2 separate regions of the Homo sapiens genome follow, and region 1 is linked to region 2. Evidence: chromatin loops called from intact Hi-C (ENCODE). Cell type or tissue: breast epithelium. All regions are shown on one strand. Region 1 overlaps FGGY (FGGY carbohydrate kinase domain containing). Region 2 has its middle 36 kb from the start of FGGY-DT.

Evidence for each region. A loop is a pair of places that touch in the nucleus more often than their neighbours do. Peaks named below come from ENCODE experiments on the same cell type or tissue, not always from the same donor. Only the 100,000 strongest peaks of a DNase experiment are listed, where the experiment ranks them.
Region 1: it touches region 2 in a loop (27-fold over the local background); 1 of 110 quality-filtered maps calls a loop at or near these places.

Annotation. Positions count from the first base shown.
Region 1 is chr1:59,327,972-59,331,971 of GRCh38, reverse strand. All of the region lies in intron 2 of FGGY (FGGY carbohydrate kinase domain containing), which reads right to left. Among named protein-coding and RNA genes, the nearest start is that of FGGY, 33 kb to the right of the region's middle. In breast epithelium, no CTCF peak of the experiment used is centred here; a DNase peak (open chromatin) is centred at 2,401.
Region 2 is chr1:59,258,783-59,262,782 of GRCh38, reverse strand. No RefSeq gene overlaps it. Among named protein-coding and RNA genes, the nearest start is that of FGGY-DT, 36 kb to the left of the region's middle. In breast epithelium, no CTCF peak of the experiment used is centred here; no DNase peak of the experiment used is centred here; H3K27ac peaks cover 1,558 bases.

The DNA of each region.
Region 1 (4,000 bases), 69 kb before region 2:
TCCAGCTTGCAGTAGAGTTCTGAGTGGCAGGTACTGTATTCTTTTAAATCTTGATTTGAATGCCTTTGTCAGCTTTGGGGGCGTGCGAGGAGTTATGCAATCACCAGTTCCCTCAGGCTCCATCACTACCTGTTGGTTACACAGTTCAATCACTCACTTAGCCATAAGTCCTTAGCGAAAATAATCAAGCCCCTTCTAGGGTCAGGCTGTGCAGAATTTTCTCTTCTAGGTATTGGAAAAACAATGGAGAGAAAAACTTTTTTTTTTAATCCTTGCTCTTTTGGAGATTACATTTTAGTAGGGATAGACAATACCCAATAAATCAAATAAATTACATAGTGTAGATATAGTATACTAGCAAGTGATTACTCAGGGGGATTAGGAATGCAAGGAGGAGGTGGTTCCTATGCAAGATGCAAGTGAAATTTGAGGATACACCTGAAAGACATGAGGAGTGGACCTCATGGAAATCTGGGGGAAGAGTGTTCCAGGCAGGGGAACAGCGAGCGCAGAGGTCCTGGGAGGGGGAACAGCAAGAAGACAAATACAGCTTGTGTTGGGGCGTGCATTACCTGGAAGGCCCTTGAAGGCAGTCAATTTTGTAAAAGCTACTCTAGTGACCAGTGAAGTAAATAAACCCAGTCCTAATCCTTTACCTACGTAGCATCCCAGCTTAGGTATGGTATTGCCATTTGATGATAAGATGATGAAATAAAGGCCAAATACTCTCATTTATATCAGTGACCCCAACATTCTGCCAAGAACTGAAACTCAAATAGCCTCTACCTCCTTCCTCTCCATTGTTGCCAAGTCCAGTTACGCCTGCCTTCCTAAAGCCTCTCAGTCTCAGCCCTCCTATTTATTCCTCTGCCAATAGTCTAATCTAGCCATTTATTATTAAAAATATTAAGCACCTATATGTGCCAGACACAGAGAACATATCCTGGTCAAGAGAGACGTGGTCCCAGTCTTCCCAAAGTTTATAGTTTAAAAAAAAAAAAATCTCAGCCTCTGAAACTCATCAGGATGTCTGCCTCCTGACATCCTTAAATTTAGTTTCTTCTCTGCCAGCCATTCTGAATCTGTTGCAAGACTGGTCAATCTCAAACTCAGGATGATTCTAGAGGAGCTCCCCATTGGTCTGAGCCAGCTGTCTCACCTACCCCTGTATCGTCAATTCTAGCCTCCCTTTCCTTCTTCCTATTAGAAACCACCTATTACAGCTAGGATTCGATCCTTGATGTTCCCATCTCAGCGCTTCTGACCATTCTATTCCTCCAGTTCCAATTGTCTTCTCTTAAGAGTTCAAGAGTCACTTTTTGCCCTACATCCTTTCTCAAGTTTTCTCCAGTGGGTAGAAGTAGGGAGGTCTCCATTTCTTTTCTTTTCTTTTTTTTTTTTTTGAGATGGAGTCTTGCTTTGTCGCCCAGGCTGGAGGGCAGTGCTGCGATCTCGGCTTATTGCAACCTCCGCCTCCCGGGTTCAAGTGATTCTCCTGCCTCAGCCTCCTCAGTAGTTGGGATTACAGGCGCACACCACCACGCCCAGCTAATTTTTGTATTTTTAGTAAAAACAAGGTTTTGCCATGTTGACCAGGCGGGTCTCAAACTCCTGACCTCATGATCTGCCCACCTGGGCCTCCCAAAGTGCTCTCAATTTCTTTTGACCCTTCATTTTTTTTACACTTCCTGGGTCTAATATAACCCAGGCTCTGGGTAAGCAAAACATAGCTCCTGCCCTCCTGAAACATAAAATCTAGTAGGGAAGACATACATTAATCCAAAAAGTGAAATATCTTATTATTTTGTTTCATTTTATGGTATTTTATTCTTGATTTATAGAATGATTTTATTATTTGATAACAAAAAATGAATGATTCACGAACCACATGGAGTTCTATGAAAGAGACGTACAAGGCACTGTGAAAACATTTAATAAGTGAAATAAGACTTAGTTGGAGGTGGTATTGGTAGAGAAAATGCTCCTTCCTTGAAGAACTAACTTTTGAATTAAGGTTTGGGGCAGCACTATCCAATGGAACTTTCTACAATAATGAAAATGTGCTATATCTGTGCTGTTCAGTATAATAGCCACCATGTGGCTATTGAGCACTTGAAATTTGGCTGGAGCAAAAGAGGAAGTGAATGTTTAATTATATTTAATTGTAATTACTATAAATTTAAATGGCATTGTGGGTTCAGCAACTATTGGATTGGATAGCTTAGGTCTAAGGATGAACAGGAGTTAGATATGCTGGTGGAAGGTAGGAAGGATATGCAGCCAGAAGAAAGAATCTGGGTAACAATTCTTACGCTAAAGGGAGCATTGCATGTTTGAGGACATGACAGAAGGAAGGTGTGGCTGGAATGCAGAGAGCCAGGAGAAGCATCATGAGATGAGCCAGGAATGCAAGTCGAGACAGGCCATGTAGGGCCCTGAAGGCCATGTTAAGGATTGAGTTCTACCCAAATACAGGCATACCTCATTTTATCGTGCTTCACTTTATTGCACTTTGCAGATATTACATTTTTTACAAATTGAACGTCTGTGGCAACCCTGCAGTAAGCAAGTCCATTGCTGCCATTTTTCCAACAGCATGTGCTCACTTCATTAGCATTTTTAGCAATAAAGTATTTTTTAATTAAGGTACCTTTTTTTTAGATACAGTGCTATTGCACACTTAATAGACTACGGTACAGCACAAACAAAACATTTATGTATGCTGGGGAATCAAAAAATTCATGTGACTTGCTTTATTGAGATATTTGCTTTGTGGCAGTGGTCTGGAACTAAAACCGCAGTTTGAGGTATGCCTCAGGCATATCTGGTATCATTGTGCTTTGCTTTACCGCATCTTGCAGATTGTGTTTTTTACAAATTGAAGGTGTGTAGCAGCTCTGCAAAGAGCAAGTCTATCAGTGTCATTTTTCCAATAGCTCATGTCACCTCATGTCTGTGTCACATTCTGGTAATTCTTAATAATATTTCAAACTTTCATTAATATTATATCTGCTATGATAATATTTGATGTTACTATTGCATTTGTTTTGGGGCACCACAAACTGCACCCATATAAGACGGGCAAACTTAATAGATAAATGTGGTGTGTGTTCTCACTGCTCCACAGACTAGCTATTCCTCATCTCTCTCCCTCTCCTTAGGGATCCCTACCCCCGAGACACAACTTTGAAATTAGGCCAATTAATAACCCTACAATGGTCTCCAAATGTTCAAGTGAAAGAAGGAGTCATAGTCTCTCACTTTAAATGTAAAGCTAGAAATGATTAAGCTTAGTCAAGTAGGCATAGGGAAAGCCAAGACTGGCAAAAAGATAGGCCTCTTGCACCAAATAGTCAAGCTGTGAATGCAAAAGAAAGTTCGTAAGGAAAACTAAAAGCGCTACTCCAGTGAACACCTGAATAAGAAAGTGAAACAGTCTTATTGCTGATATGGAGAAAATTTGAGTGGTCTAGATAGAAGATCAAACCAGCCACAACATTCTTTAAGTCAAAGCTTAATCCAGAGCACAGTCCTAACTCTTCAATTCTGTAAAGGCTGAGACAGGTGAGGAAGCTACAGAATGAAAAGTTTGAAGCTACCAGAAGTTGGTTCAGGAGGTTTAAGTAAACAAGCCATTTCCATAATATAAAAACACAAGGTGAAGCAGCAAGTGCTGATGTAGAAACTCCAGCAAGTTATACAGATGATTTGGGTAAGACAATCAATGAAGGTGTCTACACTAAACAACATATTTTTAAGGTAGGCAAAACAGCCTTATATTGGAAGAAGATACCATCTAGGACTTTCACAGCTAGAGACAAAAAGCCAATGCCTGGCCTCAAAGCTTCAAAGGACAAGCTGGCTCTCTTGTTAGGGGCAAATGCAGCTGGTGACTTAAGTTGAAGCCAATGCTCATTTACTATTCCAAAAATCCTAGGGCCCTTAAGAATTATGCTAAATCTACTCTGCCTGTGCTCTAGAAATGGAACAACAAAGCCTG
Region 2 (4,000 bases):
AGTTGTTCCTGAGCCCCAACTATATCCAACCTTCACCCAGCCTTGGAACTGTGAGATACCCATGGATACTTCCAGTGCATTCTACATTTGCTTTATTTGGTTTAAGATGGGTTTCTGTCACTCTGTCACTAAGAACACAAACTGGTTAATATATGTTGACCACTTTTGAGAGCCCATTGGGATGGCATTTATTGCTTGAGTTGATCACCAGGATAAATGAAATCAAAACTGTAATGAAGGATCCTAGATTTTAACATATTGATTCTAAAATATATTTATCTAAAGTTTCCGCTGGGAGACAGCACAATCTGATAGAAAGATTATGGGCCTTGGTAGCAGACTTTGAGTTCATTTTTCCAAGCAGAAATTGTGAGGTTGGGCTATTGACTATGCTACTCTGAGCCTTATCTCTCAAATGGAGATAATAATACCTACCATAGGGAGTTATTATCCTATGGTGTAATGAATAATGCATTAAAGGACTTGACACAGAATCTGGCTCACCGTAGGCTTTCAGCATTCCACATTTCGCAGAAGCTAAGATATCATCAACTGCAATATGCATTATGATTTCATGTACCACTGAGAAAGGAGAAGCTGATTAATCAACTTTATGAGGCATTCCCATTTTAGAGTTTTTAAACTATAGAAAGAAGTATGTCTTAAAGTTGCTGAAATATACTAAATTGATTGGGCACAGATGATCCAGGCACAACGTTAGGCACTGGCCATATAGGAGGGAGTAAGACTGGCACTGCTTTCAAAGTGCTCAGGATCTAGTAAGTAATATATTTCAGATTTTCAAAAGGACCCAGAATAACCTTAGAGGACAAGTTCATCACTCAGAGATGGCTGGAACCAAGAAGTAAAGCAGTGGAGAAACACCAGACTTTAATCCCCTTATATGTTGTTAGATCCTATAGCAGTTACATTTTCATGCTCTGCATACAATCCAAAACAAATTGTCTGCTTACAATTAAAATCCTGCTGAGTTTCCAACAGTTCAGCCCCCAGGGAGCTATTTGAACACCATGTCTTATCCACAATGACGCAATTCTACTTTTAAGGGACAATTAAGGGGTTTCCTTGTAAGTTAGGCCAAACTTTCTCCAAAATACATGAAGGAAGTGCCTGGAAAAGAAAACATTTGAGGCTTGTTTTCATACTGTCACTTAAGAATAACAATTTCCAAAAAGAACTGAATTTTCTTTTATCAAATTTGGAAGGCTTGTGCTTTATAGCTCTTTGCAGGCTTTTGGTAGAACAGAACAAAGTCCCTTAGGAAACTTAATGTAACAGTAACCAAATGTCCTTGTTAAGCAGCCATTTATGGGTCTATTAAATCTGATCTGAACTGTGATATTTTGTGGTAAATCTTTTCTCCAATATAAATTGCTCAATATGGACTTCCTAAGGCATCTACTCCCTGAGAGACAACTTCAACATCATCCCAGAAAAGGCAAATGTGTTTGCATCTTCTTGGGCAATGCTTCCAGAAGGGTGGGGGTGGGGTTGGGGGGATTGAGAAAAGAATATTTTCTTTGCCTTATTTGCTTAAGAAGACTTAAAAATGATTTTAGAGATGGTTCAGCCTAAGTGCTTTCATGTTACAGATGAGATGGGGGACCAATAACTATTGCATTAAGTATTTAGTGTAGACCAGGCACTGTCTTAGAGCCTGGGGATGCAGAGATAGAGAAGATGTTTTCTCTGCCCTCAAGATGCTCACTGTCCAGTAGGGGAAGAGAGATCAGTAAGTAGAGCAGTAAGTGCTGGGCAACCAGGGACTCCCCCTAAACTAGGGCTGGCAGCTGGGGGGGTGGAGAGGCAAACAATCTTCATTTTTAAAGTGCATTGTCAGGTTCTCTGCAGGAATCAGAATTCATTCCTATGGTCTAAAGGGAGAGACTGTAATGAAGGACTAATAAAGGCAAAGTTAAGAAAGTAAACAATGGATTTTGAGGTACCCTGAGAATATTAATGGTGAGAAGCCATTGTGTCCCTTAAAGCCAAAGGGGGCAGGGAAGAAATAGCGTATGATAAGCCAGTAAGCATGGAGAGGCACCTTTTCAGCAAGAGCTGCAGAGGGTCACGAAGAGGGTCACAGCTGCTGCCAGAAAAAGGGCACCAAAGCAAGGAGGGAGCAGCAAAGAAACGTCTCAGCCTCTCTCTGCTCTGGTTTTCCTGTTTTCCATTGGTGCTTCCCATTGGCTGAACTCAACTGGAAGCCAATTGCAAATGTGATGTAACCTGACAAAGTTAGCATCCCAAAACATAGAGCTAGGCAAAAAAAAACAGAAAGAATGGATCTGGGAGAGAGGGCAAATGGAGATTAACCAGCACATCTGGCATTTATAATTTTTCAAGGGGCCTAGGTACACACGCACACACAGGCATGTGCATTTGCACACACACACACACACACACACACACACACACACACACCCCTCATTCATTTGGCAAATACTTACCAAGTATCATTGGCCCTTGTTATCCATGGTGGTTTGGTTCCAGGACCCCTCAGACACCAAAATCTGCAGATGCTCAAGTCCCTGATATGAAATGGTGTAGTATTTGCATGTAACCTATGCACATCCTTCCATATACTTTAAGTAGTCTCTAGATTAGTTATAATATAAGCTTTAATAAAAGTTCTCCTTTGTATCTTTGCTTGTGCTAATTCCTCTGCCTGGAATTCCCTTTTTCACCATTTATTTAAGAAAAAGACTTGATAGCAGCTATAGAGACTGCATATGAATAGTGCCGGGCAAGATAAGAGGATGGCCAGGAAGCAGTAGTGGAAGTTGGAGGGGATTGGGGAAGAAAATCAACAGGAACAGGGCTCAGAATGAAAAGCAAGTGCCAAAGTAGTGACAGCAATTTCAAGATGGAATCTGTGAAACAAAAAGTTTACATGAGCAAGTTAGTTTTAAATCTCCATATCTAGCCGCCTTCAGCATTGTTTTGTGCTTGCCTTAAAGCTTCAAGTCTGAGTGGTTATTTCCTAATTAAAATGATTTGTTGTTTTGCATTAGCATTCAGTAATACCTGAACCCACTTTGTTTCATTTAATAATCTGCCAGGGCCTCCAGAGGTTGCTGATTAAAGTGTAAACTATTTGGAAAGAACTTTTGTGACATATCAAGAAACTTCAAACTTTATTCTTTAATCTCAGAATTTCACTAAAAATGAGATTAATAGCTAACACAACTCAGTGTGTAGTCTGTACAGTCTGTACAGGCAATTATTTTAAGTGCTTTACAGGTAGTTGAACAGTTAAGCTTCATTAACTCTGTGAGGTAGGTACTATTATTGTCCCATTTTACTGATGAGGAAAAAAGCAAGGAAAGTAGAGTTGACATGTCATGCCTACACTTGCACAGGTAGCAATTTGCAGTGCTAGAATTTAAACCCATACAGTCTAACTTCAGAGTTGGCTCACTTAATACCATACTACACTGCCTCACCATTTATGTAGGCAAATATATGGGTTAAGATCTAGGCACAAAGGTAGGCATTAACATATTATTTATCCTGGGAAATATTTTTATACTTCTAAAGCTAAAATTTACTTACAGCAATGTGCACAAATCTTAAGTGTTTAGCTCAATAAATTTAAAGTGTTTAGCTCAATACATTTTTAAATATAAATATACCCATGTAACCACCACCCATATCAAGCTATAGGACCTTTCCAGTACTCCATATGCCTCCTTCTTGTCAATAGTCCATACCTAGAAGTAATTACTATCTAATTTTCATCAACATAGATTAATTTTGCCTTTTCAAGAACTTCATATAAAGAAATCATATAGTAGGTCTTCTCTTGTGACTAATCCTTTCATCAAGCTTAATGTTTGTAAGCCTCATCCATTTTTGGTGTATAACAATAGCTTGTTCTTTTATATTATTGTGTTCTATTATATTGTATGAATCAGTCATTCATTGTACGAATCTATCATAGTTTGCTTACTCACCCTCCTGCTGGACACTCATGTTG